Regions from separate parts of the Mus musculus genome. Here all the other regions are linked to region 3. Evidence: chromatin loops called from intact Hi-C (ENCODE). Cell type or tissue: gastrocnemius. All regions are shown on one strand.

What was found. Peaks named below come from ENCODE experiments on the same cell type or tissue, not always from the same donor. Only the 100,000 strongest peaks of a DNase experiment are listed, where the experiment ranks them.
Region 1: a loop joins it to region 3, with 2.1 times the contacts of the local background. A loop is called at or near these places in 9 of 42 quality-filtered maps.
Region 2: it touches region 3 in a loop (3-fold over the local background); 16 of 42 quality-filtered maps call a loop at or near these places.

Annotation. Positions count from the first base shown.
Region 1 is chr6:52,915,230-52,923,229 of GRCm38, reverse strand. All of the region lies in intron 1 of Jazf1 (JAZF zinc finger 1), which reads left to right. Among named protein-coding and RNA genes, the nearest start is that of Gm52903, 53 kb to the right of the region's middle. In gastrocnemius, no CTCF peak of the experiment used is centred here; DNase peaks (open chromatin) are centred at 3,563 and 4,019.
Region 2 is chr6:52,637,275-52,645,274 of GRCm38, reverse strand. It overlaps Hibadh (3-hydroxyisobutyrate dehydrogenase), which reads left to right and starts at 4,975. Exons shown (of 8, transcript NM_145567.1): 1 at 4,975-5,114. The coding sequence starts at 5,027. It overlaps LOC115490472 (a small nucleolar RNA gene), which reads left to right and starts at 5,920; the gene lies at 5,920-6,041. In gastrocnemius, CTCF peaks have their summits at 4,703 and 5,620; DNase peaks (open chromatin) are centred at 4,891 and 5,364; H3K4me3 peaks cover 2,452 bases; H3K27ac peaks cover 2,995 bases.
Region 3 is chr6:52,721,413-52,729,412 of GRCm38, reverse strand. It overlaps Tax1bp1 (Tax1 (human T cell leukemia virus type I) binding protein 1), which reads right to left. Exons shown (of 18, transcript NM_025816.3): 2 at 7,947-8,000; 3 at 2,112-2,214; 4 at 1-132. Among named protein-coding and RNA genes, the nearest start is that of Tax1bp1, 12 kb to the right of the region's middle. In gastrocnemius, no CTCF peak of the experiment used is centred here; a DNase peak (open chromatin) is centred at 4,479; H3K4me3 peaks cover 228 bases; H3K27ac peaks cover 291 bases.

The DNA of each region.
Region 1 (8,000 bases), 190 kb before region 3:
TGTTTGTACATCGAGAAAGTAGTACAGATCTGGACTTAAAGTCAGGCTTGGGTTTGAAACTTAGCCATGTAGGGTAAGACAGGCCAGTTGGCTTTTTCCAGGTTTCTTGTCTGATTATTGAGAATCCCCCACATCTTTTTCTTATAGTGATTCTTGTAAAGATTTTGGCATAGTATTGCTGAACAAAACCTGTTAGATAGACTAAGATGCTTCTATTACTCAGAGCTCTAAGGGGAAAATAATGTTAAGTGGATTAAGAATGAGAACTAATGTCTTACAACAGCATCACTAGTAAATGGCATTTCTTTAACAAAGAAATGATGAATTAGGTACCCCCCCCCCAAGAGCCAGGAAAGGAGGTCAAACAAAAACATCCCTGGGCATCTGAAGTATCAAGCACTCGTGATTCTTGAGAGATGAAGTCAAGGCAGTGATTATAGGAAGGTGATATGGGATAACACCATTGCTGCCATGGTTTTCTGGCCAAGAGAAGTGTTGGGGCTGTTGCTAGAGTCACTGATTCCCTGTGGTTCAGGTAGATGCTTTAGGCAGCAGTTGTTCAGGAAATAGGGAACTTTGACCACTACCTCCTACCTTTCCCTAACTTCTCGGGACCTTTTAGAGCCTCTTTACATGATAGCAATAGTGTTTCTCCAATAATGCAAATGCCACCTTTTCCTTCTGTTGGGAAGTCTGGGCTAATTTTTCACCAGCTCATATCCTCTCCTGCCTCAGTTTCATCAGCCATAAAACGGGGCGCGCTGGTAGGCGAAGCCTGAGTGAGCACACCAGTGCACACGTAGGTCCCGATGTATGTTGGATCACAGTCCATTCTTTCACCAGGCCCCCTGCCCTCCCTCTGACGGGACTGTTCTCAGTGTGTTTTTGCCAATTTTTCCAGCAGCAGTTTCTCTGTTGCTCTAGAATCCCTACCATGCTGTTTCCGCTTCTTGGACCCCTCTTTTATGGGATTGCTTAACTCTTCTTTAAGTAGAAAAACTTAAATGCCATCTCTATGAAAAGACTTTCCTAATTCTGCAGATCTTGGTTGGCATAGTACGCATCCTTTAGTGTGGCATTTGTCAGTAGTGTCTGTCACTTCATGTACTTAATCTGTCTGTAACATTAATCACATAGGGTGGCCACTGTCCGCTGCTGATCAGTCTCGCCCTACTCCTCACAGAACAGGAAAACTACCTGGTTCACTTTGCCTGTCCTCCCCAGCACCTGGTCAGTCTGTATCATCCACTTCAAAAGCGTTGTTTGGTACTTCCTAAAGGAGCTCATGATGAACACAGCTTTATTTTCTTCCTTTCTTTCTCTCTTTCTCTCTTTCTTTCTTTCCTTCTTTCTTTCTTTTTTGATTCTTTTTTTATTAGATATTTTCTTTATTTACATTTCAAATGCTATCCCGAAAGTTCCCTATACCCTCCCTCCACCCTGCTCCCCTATCCACTCACTCCCACTTCTTGGCCCTGGCATTCCCCTGTACTGAGGCATATAAAGTTTGCAATACCAATGGGCCTCTCTTCCCAGTGATGGCCGACTAGGCCATCTTCTGCTACATATGCAGCTAGAGACACGAGCTCTGGGTGTACTGGTTAGTTCATATTGTTGTTCCAAGCAAATACCTGAGGCTGGAACTTTATAAGAAGTTTGTTTAGTTTTTTTGAGAACTGAAAGTTCAAGATTGAGCAAGCCTGGTTTTAGCCTCTGTCAGTAGTCCCCTTGGCTATGCCGTACATGGAGAGAAGGAGGAAGAGGACAATACCGAAAGCACAAGCTCATGGGATGGTGTCTTTTGTCAAAGCCTGCTCTCCTGAGGACTGAAGTCCAAACCTCATTAACCTAACACCTGCAAGCGCGAGCCACCTCCTCAAGGTTCTGACACCTCCCATCACCATGACAGGACTAAGCCTCATAAACCTTTGGGGACAACACTTCAGCCCATCGCAGAGGCTAATCAGGAAATGCTTTCCCCAGGAATAAATGATCCCAGTCTTCATAATCATACATGGAGCACACGCTTACTAAGTTTTATATTACACATTATTAAGATACCAGGAATATGGAATTTCAGAATTCACTTCTAATTATTAGGAATTGTTTTAAGATTTTCACCTAAAGCCCAGTTTTTTAGTGACCTAAAACATAAGTGGAAATTTTCTCTGAATTTCCTATGCTTATTTGTGATATTTTGAAAAGAACTTTTGTAGAAACTCAGTTTGATCCATAATTGTAAAGGTTTAGCAGTGGTGGTGACCGTGGTATGCCTGCCATTATGTACACTGAGAAAGAGGAAATGAGCTGGTAGTGACCTACAGAGCTGTAGTGCCGTGATTACAGAGCTGTAGTGCCATGATCTACAGAGCTGTAGTGCCATGATCTACAGACATGTAGTGCCGTGATCTACAGACATGTAGTGCCGTGATTACAGAGCTGTAGTGCCGTGAAATCTCTGCTGTTCTCAGAGATCCACTCAGGAGATCCTCTCAAGTCTGTTTGGCGTTGTGGGGGCCTTGCCTAAGGTGAGCCCCTTGGGGACGGACATCTTTGTGTGAACTGCCTCTGTCTCTGCTTTTACCCTGTATCTACGACTCCTTTGTCATATGTCATCTGCTAAATCATGTTTCTGCAGAAGAGGGGCTTCAGCTCATAGCCTTCAAGTCCTCCTAAGTGTCAGACATAGCTTTGTACTAACCAAGAATTAGGAAGTGTTTTATGAATGGTAAAATATGGAAAGAAACCTTTAGGTTATAATTATTTACAGTATGAATCCTGGTGCCATTTTTTAAAAAATACTAGAGAAGACTAGAAAGAAGTGTACAGCAAAGTGCACAGACTGAACTTTTGGACCGTTCATTGTAGGGTCCTTGTTTCTCATAGTTTTCTAGATTTCCTACTTTTTAAGTAGATATTTTTTAAGCAGCAAAATAAGTGTAACAGTTTAAAACCAAAAACAACAATAAACCAGTGTGTTGGTGGCAGCCGATTTGCGGTTTGAGACCACGGGCTGTGGGAGCTCAGGGGTTGCTGGATGAGCCCAGCGCTCCATGTGCTCTCCAGGCATTCCCGTGTCCACTGTACACATGCTCCTAAGGTCATCCGAGGCAGTGGCCTTCCCTGTCTCTGCACTGCCCCCGCTCTCTAACTAATAGCTACCATCACTACCATGTCTGTGTTCGTCGTATGTTCTGACTCTCCAACAACTTCATTCATTCCTCACAACCACAATAGAAGCCCTGGTTTCAAAGGAGGAAGGGTTTGAAGATTCTCAGATGGTTATGGCATATAAATCAAATCCTGTCTTGTCTGACTCCAGAGGTAGGTAGCTTTGCCCTCACAGGCCTCAAACTGTTGTACTAAAGACCAACTGCCATCCACTACATTGGAGCCTTTCTGGGTCCCCTCTCAAGTCAGCTGCCCTCTAGTTCTTTGCTTTGTGATGCTGGGGCCGTTCGTTCCTGTTGGCATGAGCCATCCAGAGTCCACCAGGATCCCACGAGTGCTTCGAGTACAGCCAGTGCTCAGCATCATATGGGATCCTGCAGGACGGTGATTGCTGGCCCGCTTCCATCACTGTGGAGCCCCAGGGTATGGTTGTATAAAGAAATTTAATTTTGAAATTCCAAAGACTCATGTTAGGTTTTTCTTTATTTCCTCCTTACTGCTCTTAGAATTCATGAGGGGGCAGGGTTGACTGGTACTCGGGGGCCCCAGGTGCAGTTTTAAAACAACCAACAAGCTTTAGTAACTCCTGCCCAAGTCTCAGGTGCCAGGTAAGTGTTCAGCGGAGAGCTGCAACTGCTTGAAAACTGTCACTAAGAGTCCTCTGTTGGAACGAGTGTCACCAGCAAGCTGTGACCAGATTCTCTTGATTCTTATCTCCTGGTGGGAAACAGTGAACTTGTGGTTAAGAAAACGTTTGTGTTTCCATGCCTTAAAGTTAAAAAGTAGTTATACATGCATGTCAATGTCATGAAGCCTGTGGCCACAAGGTGTCACTATGGCACCAGTCTGGATGTCAGAATTAAAAGTGTGCCTCTGGTTCTAACTCCTGAGAAGCCCAGTTATTGGCTCTCCTGCCAGGGCCTTGCACACTACAGCATTAGCTATGTGCCACGTGTCCCTGCACACTTGTCATGTAGCTCCACAGCAAGCTTTTCCTACACTCTCCAAATTAAACTACTTTCCTAGTTCTTACTTATACCACACATAACCCTGAGTCCTCCTATGTCAATTCTATATCAACATATGTATTCAAGTTTTCACAAAATTATATGAATTATAGCATAGTTTAATCTCTTCCCAAAAAAGGTTTTGATGGGATGGGAGAAAATGATATCTGCTAACAATTACTAGCCTTGCCCCATCCACAGTGTGCCCTCCTCCTCTTCCTTTTTTTCTAGCTTAACCCATAGGAAAAGAAACCTGAAACATACTCGCCAAGCAAAGGTGGGCATGGCACCTGAGGGAAAGACTATGTACTTGCAGAGGCTTCATGGGCAGCATCCAGAAGGTCATTTCCTCTCGAAGTGTTAGGCAGATTAGAACAGCTCTTTACTGTGGAAGGATGAACCCACCGTCAGCCTCCTTCCCACAGTCAACTAACAAAGTAGCAGCAGAGCCTGGATTTGGACTTGAGTCTGTTTTTCCAAAAAGCTGGTGGGGAAAGAAGCCATGTCATTGTTGTTCAGATGTCCATATCAGAAAACAAACCACGGGAGCCTTAAGACTCCATCCCAGAGCTGGGCTCACACCTATAATTGCAGCACTCAGGCAGACTGCTGCAAACTCAGGCCCAACCTGGTGTACATGATGAGTTCTAGATCAACCTTCACTATAAAGTAAGACCATGCTTCAGACAGACACACACAAATCCAATCAAGCATTTGCTCAAACGTTTGTTGAACAAGAGTTCTGGCTATAGCACAGGGACCACATTACGAATGTTACACCAACTTATTCATTCTCTTCCCATGAGAGACTAAAGTCCATGGTGCATTGCGGGTGCGGGGGTAGGACATTGACATACAAGTTAATGAGGGCGGTGGGAGGGTTGGCTGGGGGGACTGCCCACACAGGGGAAGGCTCTATGCAAGCTCTAGCTGCAGCTCTCCTAGAGCTAGCTGTTCCTTAGATCAACCTGAAATCTATTGAGTGGGTGTTGCTAAGGTAACCCCTCCCCTGATTTTCTGTGATTAGGATATGAAACGTGAGGACAGGATATAATCCAAGCCCACAGAAGTGGCCACCCTCATGCCCGGGGGGTACAGCAGTGGCAAGAGTGTGTATTCTTTTCTTTAGATGGCTTGACCAAGAGGACAGGTAAAAGCAAGACGGATGGTAGATCTTGGTTTGTGTGATCCTTTTAGGATTTCCAGTGTCTGGTGTAGAGGCAGAGAGCACATGGAAGCTTCTGGAAAGATTCAGGAGGGAGCCTAGCAGAGGCTTCTGGAATATAACTTTTAAAGTAGTGTGTCTGTGTGAGGAACTTGGCGGGCATCTGTAGAGGAGCCACAAGGATGACTGGACATGTGAAAACAAGACAGGGAAGGAGAGGTTAGGGAAACATTACATAAGCTGGAGCCTGCCAAGGGAACGCGGGCACGCCTCTTTGAGAATAAGACTCTCAGTATCTCAGGACCACCATCCATAACTAGCCCTTTTTATCCCCATCAAGGCACATTCCAACAGGACCATGGCTATGAAACAGAGGAGACATCATGGAGAGAGATTTATTGAATTTTCTCTTCTTCCTTACTAGAATTGTACTGTAATTAAGATGCAGGGTAGCCTTAATATTACCCTGTCAAATATATTGAATCCATCTCTTGCTGGTTTAGAGATTGACTGACTCAGAGACTATCAATGGTAATAGAATCCCAATAGTTATAGTGGGTTATGTGTAGGGTGACTATACAGTTTTTAATCCTTGTGCTAGGGTAGCAGGCCTAACTGTAGCATGTAGTCACTGACTTGGAAGCTGTCTTGTTAGAGTGATCTTGAAATGTAAATCTCATTCTCTCATGCAAAGTAGCACCTGTGGCTTCTCACTGCCTGGAGTAATTAATACTCACTCCCTAACCCCGAGCCTGTGAGAACCAGTGCCCCTCTCTCAGCCTTGGCCTTGGGTCATGGTTCTTTGCACACAGCATGTTTTTATCCTTAGGCCTTTGCCCTGTCCTTGGCCCCAGCCCAGTCCTTTCTCACCTTTGCCCGGCTGGCTCCTTCTTGACTTTTAGGTTATGGCTGGACCATTGCCTCCTCAGAAGGACCTTTCCCACCCTACCGCCTCCTCCCAATCACTTCACCCACTCTCCTTTTCATCCCTTAGCTTGTTTCTTTCAAACAAATGACCACATATCTTGTGGTGACCTTTTTTACCAAAATGCCCATGTTGTAAGTCTAGGATACATGGACTATGTTAACTGGCTTTCTGTCCCTGTAATAAAATTACTTGAATCTGGGTAACTTTATAAAGAAAGAGGTTTCTTGAACTCACAATTCTGGATGCCCAAGGGCATGGTGCCAGTGAGTGTTAGCTGAGTTCTGGTGGGACAGTGAAGGTAGATGGTATGTTCCTGAGTGTGTGAAAGGAAGAGATCAAATCTCAAGATACAAAGCCAGAGAACATTGTGGAGTCACCTCAATCTCTGGAAAACTGAGTCAAGGCCCTGAAAGAAAGGTCTTCATTCCTTGGGTGGATAACGCAATGGTGACAAGACAGGCTTCCACGAGCGAGGCACTACCTCTTACAATCATACAACACTTCCCAATCCCAAGGACCACGCCTCCCCCAGGGACACACTCAGGCAACGCCCAAGCCTCAGCCCCGGCTATGTTACCACATCTGGCCGGGGCTACAGCCAGTGCCCAGGACACAGCTGTGATAGATTGATGGGGGAGGCACTGGAACAGCTCACCAAGCACGCTCCCGTGGACAGTGATCCATCTCTCTGACCCTGCAGAGGTCTGCCGTTCTAAAGTGTCAATCAGCTCCGATAATTATGTAATTTCTGTCATACAACAGAACTGGTAGATCACCTTCTGTGTTCGTAAGTCTGTGCTGAAAGAACTCGCGAATAGCTCTGCCCTTGGAGAAAGAATGAAATACCCAGCTGAGGAGGCAGCATGGACACATTAAATGAATTAGCATATGATGCCAGGTACCAGGAGAAGATCCTATGTCTCCGTATCCCCTTCTTGTGTTCTCTTTTCTTTCTAGAAGGTCCCACCTGACATACTGTGTACAAGAAAATATATTTACATTGGTCCCCATGAACCTCTTTCCTGCCCATGATGTGTAAGTCCCACTCCCCACCCCTTAGAAGGGATTTTTCTCCTTTCAGTTCACTGCTATATTTCTAGTACTTGGAAGAGTTTGTGACATAGTAAATGTTTAATAAACTGTGTTTGAATGAGACAGTGAACGATGCAGAAAAAAGCAGATCCCCCTTGGGGCTTCACTTAGGACTTTAATGGGCTTGTTGGGGAAGGGGGAAGGTTTGAGTCCATTGCAGGAGAAAGGAGAACAATAGAAAATGAGGTAATGACATGTTCAAGAGCAAGGGCAGCCAGCAGGTATGTGAGATGAAAGCAAACCAGTAAGCTTTGGTGTTTGTGTCTTGACCTTGAAAATAATGTTCAATGGCTCCTCTCTGCCGTCCTCTCTCCTTTGGTCTAAGTGAGTGCCAGGGTAAAGGTGTTGGGAGAAGGCTGACTTCCATACACACTACTTGGTGTTGGCATTGAAACAGCAAAGCAAAAATAGCCAACCTCAGGAGTGTGTGGGCAGCTATGAATGCCCTACTATTCCAGGAGCTTGAATTCAGTTTAGGGATTGACCAGTCCTCTGATCCTTCCTTTCCCCCAAATCTCCAGGTTCCAGTATGTTTTTAACTCCTGAGGAGGCTAGAAAATGTAAGAAAGCAGTATGCAAATGACTTGATGTGAGCTCCTACTGGCCTCTAAGATGCTAGGGAAGATGAAAGGCGGGG
Region 2 (8,000 bases), 84 kb after region 3:
TGTGACTGAGTGTGTGAGTGGTGGGAGTGTGTGTATGTGTGTATATGTGTCTACAGTTGGACGGTGTGTGTATTACAGTTGTGTGGTGTGTATGTGTGAGTGTGTATGTTTACAATCGTGTGGTGTATGTGTAAGTATGTGGTATGTATGTGTGTCTACAGTTTGATGGTGCATGTGTATTTGCAATTGGATCATATGTTTGTGTGTGAGTGTATGTGGTGTGTGTGTTTCTATAGTTGAGTGATGTGAGTGTTTGTGTGTGTGCTGTGTATCTACCATTGGGTAGTATATGTAAGTGTGTGTGGGCATCTACAGTTGAGTAGTGTGTGTATGTGTGTGTGTAAGAGTGTATGTGTATGGGTGTTTGTTTATGTATCTGTTTCTAAAGTGGTGTGGTGTATGTGTGTGTTTCTACAGTTGGGTGGTGGGTATGTTCATGTATATATCTACAGTTGTTTGGTGTATGTGAGTGTCTGTGATGTGTGTGTATATACAGCTATGTGGTGTGGGAGTGTATGTGTGTATATATGGATGTGCAGTTAGGTAGTGTGTATATGTATGTATGTATGTATGTGTGTGTATATGTCTATGGCTGGGTGGTATGTGTGTGTGTGTGTGGTGTATATGTGCATGTATATGTGTGTGTCTACAGTTAAGTGGTAAGCTATCTTCTACCCTAACATGCTCTCTGTCTTGCTGAGTTGCCCATGTCTCAGGTTTTACAATAAAAAAGAGTTTTACTGAATACTTTTTGTCTGTGACTCTGGGTATTTTCAAGATTTGGTTGTGAATCCTTTCTCAGTCTAAGGACATTCCCTACTGGGGGCTGTGAGAGAATGAAGAAAAGACAGAGACAAAGGCACATGTGGAAGAAGCAGGGATCAGGTGGGCTGGGCTTTCAGATGGAGAAACAGCAGCACCCCAGAAGCTCAGTGTGTTTATTGTAGAGAGTTGAACAGAGAGGCAGGGCTATTGCATACAGCTGAATCAGAAGGCAGGGTTATTACATACAGATAAACAAGGATGCAGTTTTTATGATATACAGCTGGATCAAGAAAATGTTTCTAGGGCTGGAGAGATGGCTCAGTGGTTAAGAGCACTGACTGCTCTTCTGAAGGTTCTGAGTTCAAGTCCAAGCAAGCACATGGTGGCTCACAACCATCATTGATGAGATCTGATGCCCTCTTCTGGTGTGTCTGAAGACAGCTACAGTACTTACATATAACAATAAATAAATCTTTGGGCTGGAGCAATCGGGGCTGGAGAGAGTAGGGCCGGAGTGAGAGCAGAGGTCCTGAGTTCAATTCCCAGCAACCACATGATGGCTCACAACCACCTGTATATCTACAGTGTACTCATATACAGAAAATAAATAAATAAATCTTTAAAAAAGAAAAAAAAAAAAAAGAAAATGGGGTCTAGCTAACATCTAATCTCAGCAGGAACAGTCTTACTGGGGTGAGGTCTTCAGGCCATAAATATCCAGGGCAGAAAGTTATGGTGGACATTTCTGGACATACTATTAACACCCACAATTGGACCTCAGAGTAAGGCTTTGTCTTTTCCCTCTTGGTCTCACCCTGGGAAGGCTTTGCCATTCCCATGGGGCTGAGGCTAAGGGTCCTTGACATGGCTGTACCCGTATCAACAGCACATGTCCTCTCAGAACTTTACTCAGGGATGAACGAGGAAAAGAAATAAAAGGAGGACATGACTGCTTCGTAGGGGTGGAGGGTTTTATTACAGATAGAAGGCTGAGGCAGAGACATCTGGGAGCGTCCAGAGAGGACATGACCAGTGTACTGAGCAGGGCCATGTAAGGAGAGAGGAGAGGGGAGGGGGGAGAGAGCAAAGGGGAAGAGGGGGAGGAGAGGGGAGAGGGGAGGAGAGGGGAGAGGGGAGAGGAGAGAGGAGGGGAGAGAAAGGAGAGAGGGGAGGGGAGAGGGGAAGAGGGGAGCAAGGGGGAGAGGGGAAAAGAAGGGAGAGGCAAAAGGTAAAAGGACTGTGTAATCAGAATGGTTGGGTTATGTAGGGAAGAGCAGCTGCTGGAAGGGCAGCCCAGCCAGTCAGTCCCTGGGCTGGAGACTTTAAGGTGGAGAGCTAGGTATACCAGCCAGGGTGACCCTAATAGGAACTGAGAGATGCTGGAAGAACTTGATAGCCAGAATCCGCTTTGCTGTTAAAAGGCCCCTCAGCACCTCAGCTAGCCATTTGTCCCAGGGTTGAGACCTAACAAGGCTTCTTCTGGTTCTCTCATTTGGTCCCTCCAGCTCTGGGTCTGGGATATATTAGGTACGTAAAGAGTCATGGGATGGGCAGGGTGCAGAGATGCACACCTTGAAGCCCAGCACTCAGGAGGCAGATACAGGTGGATCTCTAGGAATTCCAGGCCATCCTAGTTTACATAGCAAGTTCCAGGCCAATCCCTGTCTTAAATCCTAGCCTCCTCAACTCCCCGCAAGTCTAACCATAGACAGTAAACTGCCTTTCAAATATAATACAACCTTCAAGTCGTAAGGATTTTAACAAAGTCGCAGTACTTAGGAAAAGCCACCTTTGAAAATCCTTTGTGAAGCAAGTCAGCGCTTCTGGAAGGAGACAATAGTCTGCAGGATATGGGAATAAATTAAAACTATGACTTAGCCCTTTGTGACACTGAAACAAATAGAATCAAACTTTCAATATTGGATGAGTTCCATAGCCAGAGTGAAACCAAAGCAAACTAAACCAAACCACACATAAGAGGTGCTTCCCTTGCTCTCCCACAGTCCCTTATTCTTTCTACTCCTAGGGGGATGGTGTTCACAAGAGTCGGCCTTTTGTAAGAAATAACTCATTTTCAAGAAAAGAGCCCCATAAACAACCCAGAGAAACAAAAACAGTAGCTCACAATAAAAATGACAAAAGCAATCTGATTGGGCGTAAAATCTCAGGAGGACTGGGATATTAACTCAAGGAGCCGCGGAGATGAATTGATGTGTTGTCTCGTGTCGTAAACAGCTCTGCTGTGGGGGTCGGCAGAGCTGGGAAGCAGACTGCACTTCAGCAGTTAAATATAGAAACCTGTAGGGACACATTTATTGCTTGCAGAAAATCCATTCCAGTAAAACCTAAAGAAACCAGAATAGAGAGACATGAAATACTTCAGAAACCAATTAGCCCTATTAGGGATGGAAGCACCAAATCGAAGACTATCCAGTAGCTACGATGTTATTTGTTTGTTTATACTTGTTTTGTTTACTTTCTCTTTACATCTGACTTTCTTTTCTGTTTTTAGGGTGGGGCAGAGGACTGTTTAGAAGGGAATTGGTTTCCTATAGCTCCAGATGGGTCCTTGAACTCCCGTATGGGTTCCTGGGAACATTAATACCATGCCAGAACTCCTGAGCCTGCAAAAAAAAAAAAAAAAAAAAATTGACAATCTTAGTTTTCCTTTTATCAGCCCTGTGGGTGACTAGGAAGAGGCACTTTGCTTTTTAAAGGTCAAACTTGAATCCCTTGATTTTGCTTTTTAGGATGACTGCAGCACAAGGAAAATGAATTAAAACAAGACGAACACAGGTGTTTTTTGTCATTTTGTTTTGTTTTGCTTTTTTTTTTTTTTTTGAGGATGGAAGGTAGGCATCTTGGTTTTCTTATTGCTTGCCCTCCCCCTACCCCCCAAGCCCCATTCTTGCCTCTTGGCCTACTTTTCTTCAAAGGTTACAAGTCTTGTTTTAGTGTACTGAAGATAAAAATTCTCCAGTGGAAATTGAATACTTTGCGATTATCCTCAAGGAACAGATATTCAAATATGTATACTGTCTTACTTAGGGTTTCATTGCTGTGAAAAGACACTATAACCATGGCCACTCTTATAAAAACAAAACCATTTAATTGGGGCTGGCTTACAGTTGCAGTGACCTAGTCTATTGTCATCATGGTGGGGCACATAGCAGCATCCAGGCAGACGTGGCGCTAGAGTTGGTGCTGAGAGTTCTAGGTCTTGATCTGAAAGCAGCAGAAGGGGACTGTGTGCCACACTAGCTGTCGTTTGAGCATATGTAAGACCTCAAAGCTGGTCTCCACAGTGATGCCTTTCCTCCAACAAGGCCACACCTTCTCCAATAAAGTCACACCTCCTATGTGCCAAGCACTCAAACATATGAGTCTATGGGGGCCATGCTTATTTAAGCCACCAAATATACCAAATAGTCAAATAAGGAAAGATCAGCAAAATATCTGTTTTTATAATATACATATATACTACTTCCTGGGTTTAAATGTACCATTAGATTTTGGGTTCAAAAGATGCAGGTTGTAGAAAATTTTAAACATTGACGCATTTCTTGGAACTCAGTAAGTTCCTAGAAATTCTACTCTTCAAAGAGAACAGTGCTATTAAATTACTTCCCTACTACTTTTCAAATACGACTGGAAAAACCATTGAGTTGTATATCACATAGATTTCAGTTATTACACACATGGTAGATTCTGTGATTGTGTTTCAACAGACGCTGAAAATATATATGTTAACCCTGGGAGGTCCATGTATTTATTACTGAAGTTAAAAATGAGTCCCTATACTAGGAAACACAACATTTCTGCTCTTTCCTTTAATACTGCAGTAGCTGCGGTTCTTGTCTGGGAGGAAGAAAAACAATTAGCAGCCCAGTGAAGAGGCAGTTGCTCAGTGCAGGTGCTCGGAGGAGGCGGTAGTGAGCGACAGCCACCGCCTCCCACACACCCCTCAGCTTTTGGGTAAACAAGAATTCTCTCACCCAAAGGTTGTAAATTCAGCAGGAGCCGGAGGCAAGGCAGGGCGTCTATGGATTTCGGGATCCTGATTGGACTGTTCCCGACTCCGGCCACGCCTCTCAACACAGTGCTCCGCCCCGCGCTGGGCGGAGTCCAAGCCGAGCAAGGAGAGCGCGTGCGCGAGCTGTCCTTACGGAGGTGCGGGCCATCCCGGCTGCGCACACTCGTAGTTCACAGGCCGTGTGTGAGGCGGCGGAGGTCACGGCGCGGAGGCGGGGCGGGGGACAGCATGGCAGCCTCCTTGGGGTTCCGGGGAGCAGCCTCCGGCCTCTGGTACTGGAGCGGCCGGCGGCGGCCCGTGGGCAGCCTTGCAGCGGGTAAGGACCTCGCGCCCCATCTGCTCTTCTTCCTCTGGTCATCCGAGGAGGGCTTTTCGCCCGAAGGGCTGCGGTTGGTTTGAGGGTAAAAGCGACAATTGTGGTCGCCTCCTAGGCCTGGGCCCCCTTGTAACTGCCTCCTGAGCCGTCAGCCTTCCACTCCTGCCCTATGCCCGGCTCCAGATTGTTCAGCGTTTCCTCTGCGGGACCCAGGAACAGCTTGTGATGAAGGGAGGAATGTTTGGGTCCCTGGCGTGCGCTTTGGATTTGGGGCTCCTAGGACATTTGGAGGGCTCAGCTCCAGAGGTGACCCCACCGCACCCACCTCTGGGACCCCTGGCCTTCCAGCTCCCTGGCTTCACCCTAAGCGGGGGCTCCCTCAGACTTCAAGGCCTAATTTGTGTTTTAACTACTCTAGTCGGTGGCATGGCGGTATCCTAGAAATCCAGCAAAGTTTGTCACCCTTGACCAGCAAGCAGAGCGAACTCCATTATGAAATGGAGTTGTGCTGCCTCAAAGTGGTGGACTTTTGTCGAAATATTAACCACAATTCTTTGCCTCAAAGTTGTGTCTATAACCTAACCGACTACTATGCTGTGCTGCAAGTATGGAAAGTGACCAGGTTTTAAGCTTTTAGAGCGACATGAATATCTGAGAACTGCTTTTCACATGAGGATCTCCCAAGGCCTTAGAATGAGTAAATTGGGACTTCTCCAACAAGATCCAGGAAGTACCCCTTGTTTCTCCCTGACTCTTGGATTTTCTAGGACATCAAGACACCTCTTTAATTAAGAATTGGTTGAAATGGTCATTACCAAGGCTTTTAGAATGCAGTTTCTCATTTGCTGTGGACATGACCATAAAGAAAAATTCCCATGAGGGTTTTCATATGCTACTTGTCTAGCAGTTAACCTGTTGGGAACATGTGTTGAAAAAAAAAATTGGTTGATTTGTGGGAGATACCGAAGGATTTTTTTTTTTAAATGTAAAAGTTTATTTTAACAATGTGCTGGTTAGCACTATCATATACAGGACTAGCAAACAAAACACCGTTGCCTTTGCTTAGCATGCAGGAGGCTCTGGATTCAGGGTGCTTGTGTTCACTTGTTTTAATTTTTGTGTAAGAAATATGTTGGGAGTTGATTTCTGAGCAGCTCCCAGTCTTTGCCCTCAGGAAAAACTTATGAAATTTCTTTCTGCTTTGGAAGAGCATTTGTGTGCAATAGGTAGCAGATGACAGATAAGGAATTGTGATTAGCCAGATGCAAACACATGATTTTGGATATAATTTTTTTCTTTTTAAAAACACTTTGAAGGGAGCAGCAGTTTTCTTATCAGTGTACAACATTTTGAGATCTGATTAGTTCAGGATGATATATTTGCTGTTTAGTGTTTTTACAAGGTGACTAATGATAGTTTCTTGAACCATTCATGTACCTTTTAAGGGTTATGAAAGTTCTTACAATTCATGATAGGAGAGTCTGAGGCCAAAGCTTATAATCCTATGCTCTGACAGCAGGAAGGACCTGTCTCCCTGGTGCTGGGTAAACTGCCTTACCAAGCCATCTTGTGCTTGGGCTGCTCTGGCCCAAAGGCATGTGTCTATGAACAATTAATTTTAAGAAAAAGTTCTTTAGTGATGTCTTTGAAACACTCAAACAATCCCTTTTTACTTTGGAGTTATTTTAAATTAGTTATTTTAAACTAATATTAATGACAAATAGTAAACTAATTACAAAAAATGTTAATTTTTTTTGAGATTTAAATCTTTTCTAAAAATTGGGGAAAATACCTCATCTCCATGCAACTTTGAAGTGTAGGAAAATGTAGAAAAGGAACCATGTTCAATTACTAATACTTGATGTTCTGAATTCTGTGGAGGGATTTGCCTCCATATTATGTTTAAGCTATTTATAGAGAATAGTTGATAGTGTTATAAAGACCCATGTACTTTTTAAAAAATGAGACTTACAAGGTGTCAACTTATGGCAGCTGTAATACATTTAATGCATACCAGAAGAAACAGAGAAAATAATTTCTTTCCTGTTTCATAATTCATTTAATAAGCAAATTTTGTATTTTTTATAAATATTTTTTATTACGTATTTTCCTCAATTATATTTGTATTTTTTAAAAAAGATAATTGTACTTAGCTTTAGGTCTATTTTTTAAAGAGGACACACACACACACACACTTTCTTCAACTAACTTATTGGGACTCCTCAACATGTACATAGAAAAATTGTATCAGGACATTTTTAAAGACCACTTGACCAAAGGTGGGGTGGGAAATTGAATAGCACTGTATATAGAGTTGCAAATACTAAGTTTAAAAAACTACAGATGCCTTTTGTGTATGTGCTTGTATTTCTTGTATGTTTAGATTTAAGCTTTTTTTTCCTCACAGTTTTATCCATAATACAGCAATTTGTGATTATATTCACCCACATTCCCCTCTGTTCTACCTCCTCCTTTCCCTCTGAACCCCTTCTTGCCAGCCTGTTCCCCAGTCACACCATTCACAAAATGATAACCCTTCCAGCAACACCCATTAGCAGGCAGAAGCACTACAGGAAGGGTGGGTCCTCATGGGACCACCTCTGTGCATGATGGCCTGTTGAAGGGTCAGGTGACCACGATTGTAGCAGCTGGGTGGTGTCTGGATGGTCTTGTTCTGTGGCATTCCTCATCATCCTCTCACTCTTCAGCGCCCATGGTCCGCGATGTTCCCTGAGGCTAGGGGAGGAGAAGTGATAATGGTTTTGTAGAATGTACTCCACTTTTTTAAAAAAAAGATTTGAATCTCAAAAAAAGTTAACATTTTTGAGGTTAGTTTACTATTTGTCATTATTATTAATTTATATAAACACTGGCATTTAAAATAAT
Region 3 (8,000 bases):
CCATAGTGAGCAGCTCTTCAACTGGAGAAGCAGCTCGGAACTGGAAAGGAGTACTTGCTCCACGAATTTCACCCTTATGGGTGACGTAACAGAACTGATAAAATTCTCCATCATCATTTGGAAGGTAATATCCTAAGAGGTGGGTAACAAAAATTATTAAGCTTGCTACTTTAAAATGCTAATTTATTAATAATACTTTCCTTCCTCCATACTATTATTCTGAACATATCTAGAATGAGTCTTTCCTATTGTTCACAAATTTATCAGTCCAAGTTATACTTTCTTCTCAAACATAGCCCAAAGTTGTCTCTCTTAGATATAAACATATATATGAATTCCCCCTTTATCTTTATTAATTTTTTTATTTATATGTGTTTTGTCTGTGTGTATGCCTGTGCACCACCTGCATTGGTGGTACCTGCAGAGAATAGAAAGAGGCATCAGATCCATGTGGTCTGGAATTAAACGGATAATAATGAGTTGCCACAAGCACACTGGAGATGGAACCTAGGTCCTCTGCAAGAACAGACAGTGTTCTTAACCACTGAGTCATCTCTCGAGCCTCTCCCCCTGCATCTTAACTATGGCAAAATCAACTCAAAGAGAGGCAAGTTTGTACTTTACAAGGAGTAAGAAGATTAATGGAGGAGAAATAAGGGAAGACCTAATAAAAATCTAAGGACAGGGAGTAGGACTGGGAAATACATGATTTAAGAAATATTTCCTCCAATTGGACATTCGCTGTATGTAAAAAGAAATATTAACTACAAAAATATGTTATATATGTGAACTGTGTAAAGGCAAAGAGGATGAGACCATTGGTACAGCACAAGAAAACTCTGTAAGATTTGCAACTACAGAGCTCTATTTAACATATGAATGAAGCCATCTAAGCCACTTAGGCGCTATAGCTATTTATAACATTGGCTACCATATGAAAACTAATTATGTTCAATGTTTAGTTTCTTCTTCTCCAGTTTGTTACCCTCTCTTTTTAATTTTGCTGGACTGTCCTAACTAAAATCAATCTTCACTTCTTTAAATATCCACACAGAATGGTTTTACTTAAAAACCCATCAATTCTATACTCAATATTACTACGTACAATGCACATGCCTTTGGGGGTGCGGAGGCTAGGGGGGTACTGAAGATTGAACCCATGGCCTCACTTGAGCTAAGCTTTACCACTGAACTATCCACCTCTCAAAAGAGTTGATGTTGAGACACGGTCTTAAACATACAATCCTTCAAAGGCCCAGTCATTCCCAGTTAACTCTTTGCCTTGAGATTGTCTCTAGAAGCTACTGCAGTGCTACTACAGTGTCCACCAATAACTGTAAACCCCCAATAAATTCTTTCCTCTATACGTTGTCTTGCTCACAATGTCTTATTACAGCAAAAGAAAAGCAAGACAGTATTCCTTTATTCTATCTTTTGAGACACACATAGTACAAGTTCATTATCTACAGTTAGACTAAAGTGCAATCACAGCACAATAATACATTTTACTCCTATCCAGATATAAACTCTGGCCAGGGGACCCATGATGAAAATCTCTCAGTTACTATTTCCCAGTGTGTATTCCTAGTAAACCCAATGGTCTTCTTAAATCCACGGTTATACATTTCCACAAATAATCCCAAAGGAGCCAGAAAGAGGAAAACAATGCCCCTGAAACAAGTGCACATTACAGTTTGTCCCTTATAAGGGACAAATCAAAACTGGCATAAATGAAAGGGTCTTCTGAACATACAAATGAATGAATATTGTGGCAACCTCAACTTCATCATTGGTTGATATTCCTTTCCTATACATGCAATCAATCCTTAGCTTGTGTGTGAGGATATGTACTTCTGTCCTCCTACTTGTCTCCCTTCCCTTGTTAATGCTTACATTTAAACCTGCAACACAACCTTTTCTTAAGAAACTCCAAGTTTGCTTCATTTAAAAAAAGCAGTGTTCTGAGTAGCTATGAAAACCCCTTGTGCCCTACACATGGCATTTACAGTCATCTGACTTTCACTCAACAAAGACTCATCTAAACACTCTGAAACAGAGAACTACAACAGAGGCTGCTGGCTTGATCAAGTCCTTCAGTTTCTAATTCTCACCTTGAAATGCTAGTACACAATTGACTGTTGATCCTTCCACATAATGTTCAGGCATAGGAGACCATAAAAATGTGTAATAGTCACGAGCAGTACTCCATCCAACCTAAAGGAGAAAAATTTAAGAAAGAATATAACTAATTACCTTAATACTAGCTAGATACAACATTTTAATTACACCCTAAAGTTAAAATATGCACTTAAAATTTTAAAATCTTGAGTTATGAGGTGTGATGGTTTGTATATTCTTAGACCAGGGAATAGCACCATTTGGAGGTGTGGCCTTGTTGGAATAGGTGTGACCTGGTTGGAGTAGGTGTGTCACTGTGGGTGTGGGTATAAGAGCCTCACTCTAGTTGCCTGGAAGTCAGTCTTCCACTAGCAGCCTTTGGATGAAGATGTAGAACTCTCAGCTCTGCCTGTGCCATGCCTGCCTAGATACTGCCATGCTCTCACCTTGATGATAATGGACTGAACCTCTGAACCTGCAAGCCAGCCCCAATTAAATGTTGTTTTTTATAAGACTTGCCTTGGTCATGGTATCTGTTCACAGCAGTAAAACCCTAATACATTAGGCATGTCTAATTATGATTAAACTGTGACCAAAAGTTATAGTAATTTATGTAAACTGAATGAAGTCTCTACTATATATTCAAAGTGCTACCTAATTTCTCCAAGACAATGGAAACACACACATGATCAAATACAAAATCTTCTGGTTTATTTAAAATTATTATGCTACTATACCCTGTGGATTTTTGTGTGCACAGATTCAAGATTATGAGAGGCCAAAGGTCAATGTTGAGTGTCTTCCTCAATTGCTCTCCACCTTGTTATGAGGCAGGGTCTCTCACTGACCCTGAAGCTCACTGATGTGGCTGGATTAGGTGGCCAGCAAACACTACAGATCCTTCTTTCTCTGCCTGCCTGCTCAATGTCAGGATTACAGACATGTAGGCCCAGCTTTATAACATGGGTGCTGGAGATTCAAATTCAAGTCCTTATAGCAATTTACTGATTAAGCCAGCTTCCTAGCCCCTCTATTATGTACTTTTTAATAACTTAATGTTTTATACCTCATACTTAGGGTCTGGGTTTTTTGGGGGGGAGGGGGGCGGAGGGGCTCTTGCATTGTTTTAGTAAGTACTCTCCTGTAACTTAAATCACTAATCTCTCATCTTTGGCAAGTTCTGTCTGAAAGCAATTTGTATATCTTGGGTGAGGAGAGTATTTACATTCTAAGAGATTAACATATTTTCATCTTAGATGTATTCTAGGGAAGATGTTCAAAGCATACTGAATGAACTCATATGAGAAAGATCCTTAAAAAACCCAGTACCATATACAATATACAATAATAAAAATTAAAATATATGTAATATTTTCAACTCAAATATAGACATTACAGATCTCAAACTGTGTTTTCTAAACAAAATAGACTGTGCTAAATATTGACTATTAGAAAGTCACAGTCTTAGATGATATGTTCTATGGTTTTGCTAAATTCGTGTGTGTGTGTGTGTATGTTGTGTACACATGTGCTGGTTCAGACATACCACAAGACAACATCTGGGAGTCAGTACTCTGCCCTCTGGGCACTCCAGCTGCCTGCCCTGATATTACTTTCTGAGCTATCTTTAGCAGCCCCATGTCCTACAATTTTGATTAGCCACCATTAACAACCAAAACAAGATTGAAGATGTGTGCCATTAGTGAGAGCTAATAGAATTTGAGCTTACGAAGCTCTTAGCCACTAGTACTCTTATTCATTTCCTAGCAGAACAGAAGATACCCTTTCACACGTTCTGAAACTCTACCTCTTTCCCTCCAACACTGGCACTAGTTCCCTAGATGCACACTTGATAAAAAGACAAGAGGGGAAAAAACCAGGAATAAAAGAAAAGGCTTTCCTTTGGCTACATTGTGAAAATTACAAAATGTCTGAAAGAGTCTTCTGCCAAGTAAGTGAAAGTGAAATTGGAGAAATGTGGAGAAGATAAAATAAAGAGTCTCACAGCCCACGCTCTGCTCCCAGGCAGTCAGCGATTTCACAGTGCACAATCCAGAAAATCCTTTGGAAGAACTCCAAAAACCCATTACAAAAACAAGTACTCCAGGTGAGCTAAAAGAGGCATTGTTTTCTAACAACCACAAGGCTTTCCCCTCAGTAGGCTCAACTCTGCAGGCTGTGCAGCTTCACTCCTGCCGGCAGTCAGGAAGAGCCGGACATGGACCTCGCATACAGACTTTTAGATGGACTGCACAGGTTTCTGCCTCACCTGAGTTGACAGCAACAAAACCAGGACGATTTGGGTGCCTAGGCACTGGGGAAAAAAAGGACTGATTGTTCAACATCCGATTCCAACTGAGGGCATGCAGTACCACAGACAGACACAAGAGGGAGAAAGAGTACAAACTCCGGAAACAAGCAATATTTTAAGGTTGGGAAATTACACAAAAGAGCTACAACATAACATATCTCAGTGAAAGATTGAAGGGGGATCCAGAGAATCTTTGGGCAGGGTATATGGTGAACTTCTTTCCAGTACAAACAAATCTGAAATGAGTCAAAGAGGATGCTGCTTTGTGGAAATCACAAAATGGAAAAATTCTTCTGAAGAACAGAAGATCCAAAGGAAGAAAATAAAAGAAACATCATTAAGCTAAAAGAAACAGAGTTCAATAAATTATCTGACCAACAATCCAAAATAATACTTTTAATTAAATTCAATGTACTCCAATAATCAACTATACAAAAATAATGAAGCAAACAAAAAAATAGCCATCTACTCTGGAGATGAAGAATACAATAAGTGAACTGAAAAATTCACAAAAGGAAATCTAAACGACTAAAGCAGAATAAAGATTCTGCAAACTCGGCCAGACACTGACTACCAGCAAGTCTGAGGCCTCCTACCTGGGTTTCAGAGCTTGAGGGGGGCGGGGGTGAGCATGTGTGTAAACTCAATGGATAAAAGGCTTTTCCACCACGCCTGACAACCCAAGTTCAATCACTGGAACCCACATGGTAGGAAGACAAGAACTGACTCCTGAAAATTGTCCTCTTGACCTGGACACACACATGTACATACACACACACAGAGAGACAGGCACTAATACACATGTCCACAGAAAATTAACTAAATGCAATTTTAAATTTTAATATTAATAGCTGAGTCAGGGAATACAAAAGGGTATGAAAAAGGGGGTTGAACATAAAAGAACCTATCAATAAAAACAATATAAACAGAGTAGTGGTGCACATCTTTAATCCATTACTCATGAGGCTGAGAAAGGACTGTGAAGTCAAAGCCAGCCTGGGTAGTAGTAAAAGACAAGATGTAAGGTAAAAAAAAGGAAATAAAATATAGCCATCAAAGGCTGAAGACTCTAGAAAGAAACAGACCGCCTTAGAGCATATTTCTAAAAGTAGCAGCTGAAACTTACTAGGTATGAAAAAGAAAATGGACAAAGTACAAAAATTAAAAATAGCTAAACATGGTGCTCTATGTCTAGAGTCCCAGATTTTGGAAGAGTCAGGTAAACCGAGGCTTTAGAGAGTTTAAGGGCAGCCTAGACTACATAAGAAAACCCTGTCTCTATAAACAAAACAACCTCAAAGCACCTTAACTAGGCTAAGCCCAAGGAGACACCAAGACGCATTATTATCAAGCTGCCAAAGGTCTTTAAGCAGCAAGGAAAAAGTCACCATACAAGGGTGACTACTACCTGCAGATTTCTCAGCCAAAACATTACAAGCCAGAGGAAACCTTTATCATACTATAATGGGTGGCTTAAATCACTTCTTCCAACAAAATGTTTTAAGAAATAAGAAAAGCTTGAAACAAAACATTCAAACAGTTTTAGATCTACTATCCACAGCAGTTAACTAGTTTATTATCTCTGCAGAATAGGTTTATTTGTGGAAACAGCATGTAAGACTCATCAAATGGCAGAGGACTTCACCATGGGGTCTTCATAGAAACCTAAGTTTGGGAGCCTAAGCTTGTATTGCAGCCAAAATAATATAACAGACTCTGAGCCTTGGCATTTTGTGGGCAGGGCCTATGATTCTTGCGTGCCCAAGCATGCACACCAAACTCAGAGTTCTGAGAGCTAGTTAACAGAACTTGTGATTGAGACCCTTCGGGTTATTCACCTTGGGTTTCACAAATTCAAGATAAGCTGGGCTACACAGTGAGGTCTGGCCACAGTTAAGATTCTGCCCCGAGGGAAAAAAAGAAAGAAGAAAATGAAAAAAGATTTAAGGCTTTAGCTACATCATAAATGTCCTATAGTAAGAACCTGGTTCAATTAACTAAATGAACTGATTCAATGAATATGTACATAAATATTATGACACATTTGGCCTTATCCAGATCCTCCACTCTTTCAACCCCTTTGCTGATTCAAGTAAGGGTAATGACCTGCTTCCTATGGGCACTGAGGATTATTTTCATATTCAAATTCAACAGAGAAATGGCAGGAAGACCCTGATCCAAAGCCTCAGGGATGATTATGTTAAGAGGAAAAGGCATTTAAGACATTTTGCCTGCAATGGTACTTTAATTGTGCATCTAGAATATGGAGAGTACTTCAGCTGAAGGGATGACCTTCTCAAGAACACATGCCAGTTCCTGACAGAGACTGGACAATCAGCTGAAGGTTCCCAAGTTTTAAGTGCTTGTGACTCGCTGAAGCTCAAGTGAGAATTTCCTTGCAATGAGTAGATTCTCCCTTCCGTCCCTTGTTCTGTCACAGATTTAAAAACCTCACAGCTTGTATATGCAACCATTTAGGGTCCACTTTTAGCTTAGACTAGTGTAACTCTTTCATGCAATAATAAACAGAAAAGAGCCCAAAACCTTTTCCCCTAGCCTTTTGAAACTGTATCTGTTCTCCACTATATTCTGAAGAGCCTGAAAATTGCATAAAACCTCCAGCATAGGGAATACCAAAGTAGTAACCACTGAAACGTAATTTTCAAGTAAATAATATGAAAAATGATTGGTGACTATATGAACCAGCCCACAAAGAATTTACTGTTCTCTCAAGTAAACAGAGTATTGACCTAAAAATAATACAATAACAATATGAGCAATATTTAAGAGGTACATAACAAAAGAGGCAATGCATGGCTACAGAGATGTACAAAATCAATCACAAACGACAAGAAGAGACAGTATACAATTTGAGAATCTTTTAAAAATGATTATTTTCCCCCTTTAAGTGTGAAATGGGAGAGAATTTGGAGTTTTTGGTTTGTTTTTTTTTAAGAGATTCTGAGCTGAGGATACAGCTCACTTGTACAGCACTTGCCCATGAAGCTCTGGATTCAATACCCAGCACAGACAACACAAGTTCGTGCACACACAGAGAATATTCTAAAAGTTTTCGCAAAAAACCCAAGTTGGATCTTTTGATCACAGAGAAGAAAACCTGTGGAATTAAGTTCCCAGTGTTTAAATGACTGCACAGTGTTTAGTATTTCATGGTGATATTTACAAAACTGAATCTTAATGTAGTTTCTTAAGACAAGGTTTAGTATAAGTTAAATCCAAATCTGTTTAAAGAAAATATTCAGGTTGTCAAGATAGCTCCTCAGGCAAAGCTGCCTGCTGCCAGTATGAGGACTGCAGTTCAATCACCAAGACTTATATGATAAAAGGATACAACCAACTCTTCCAAGTTGTCCTCTGACTAGATACAAACGGTATGCACACAGCACACACACACACACACACACACACACACACACGCCACAAAATAAATAAATGTAATTTCTGAAAAGATAAAATTAAAAGAATCCATGTGGAAGAAATATTCAAGTTCTCTTACCTTGAATATACCAACCCAATCTTTGGAGTGTGGATGGATATACGGAGTTAAGGT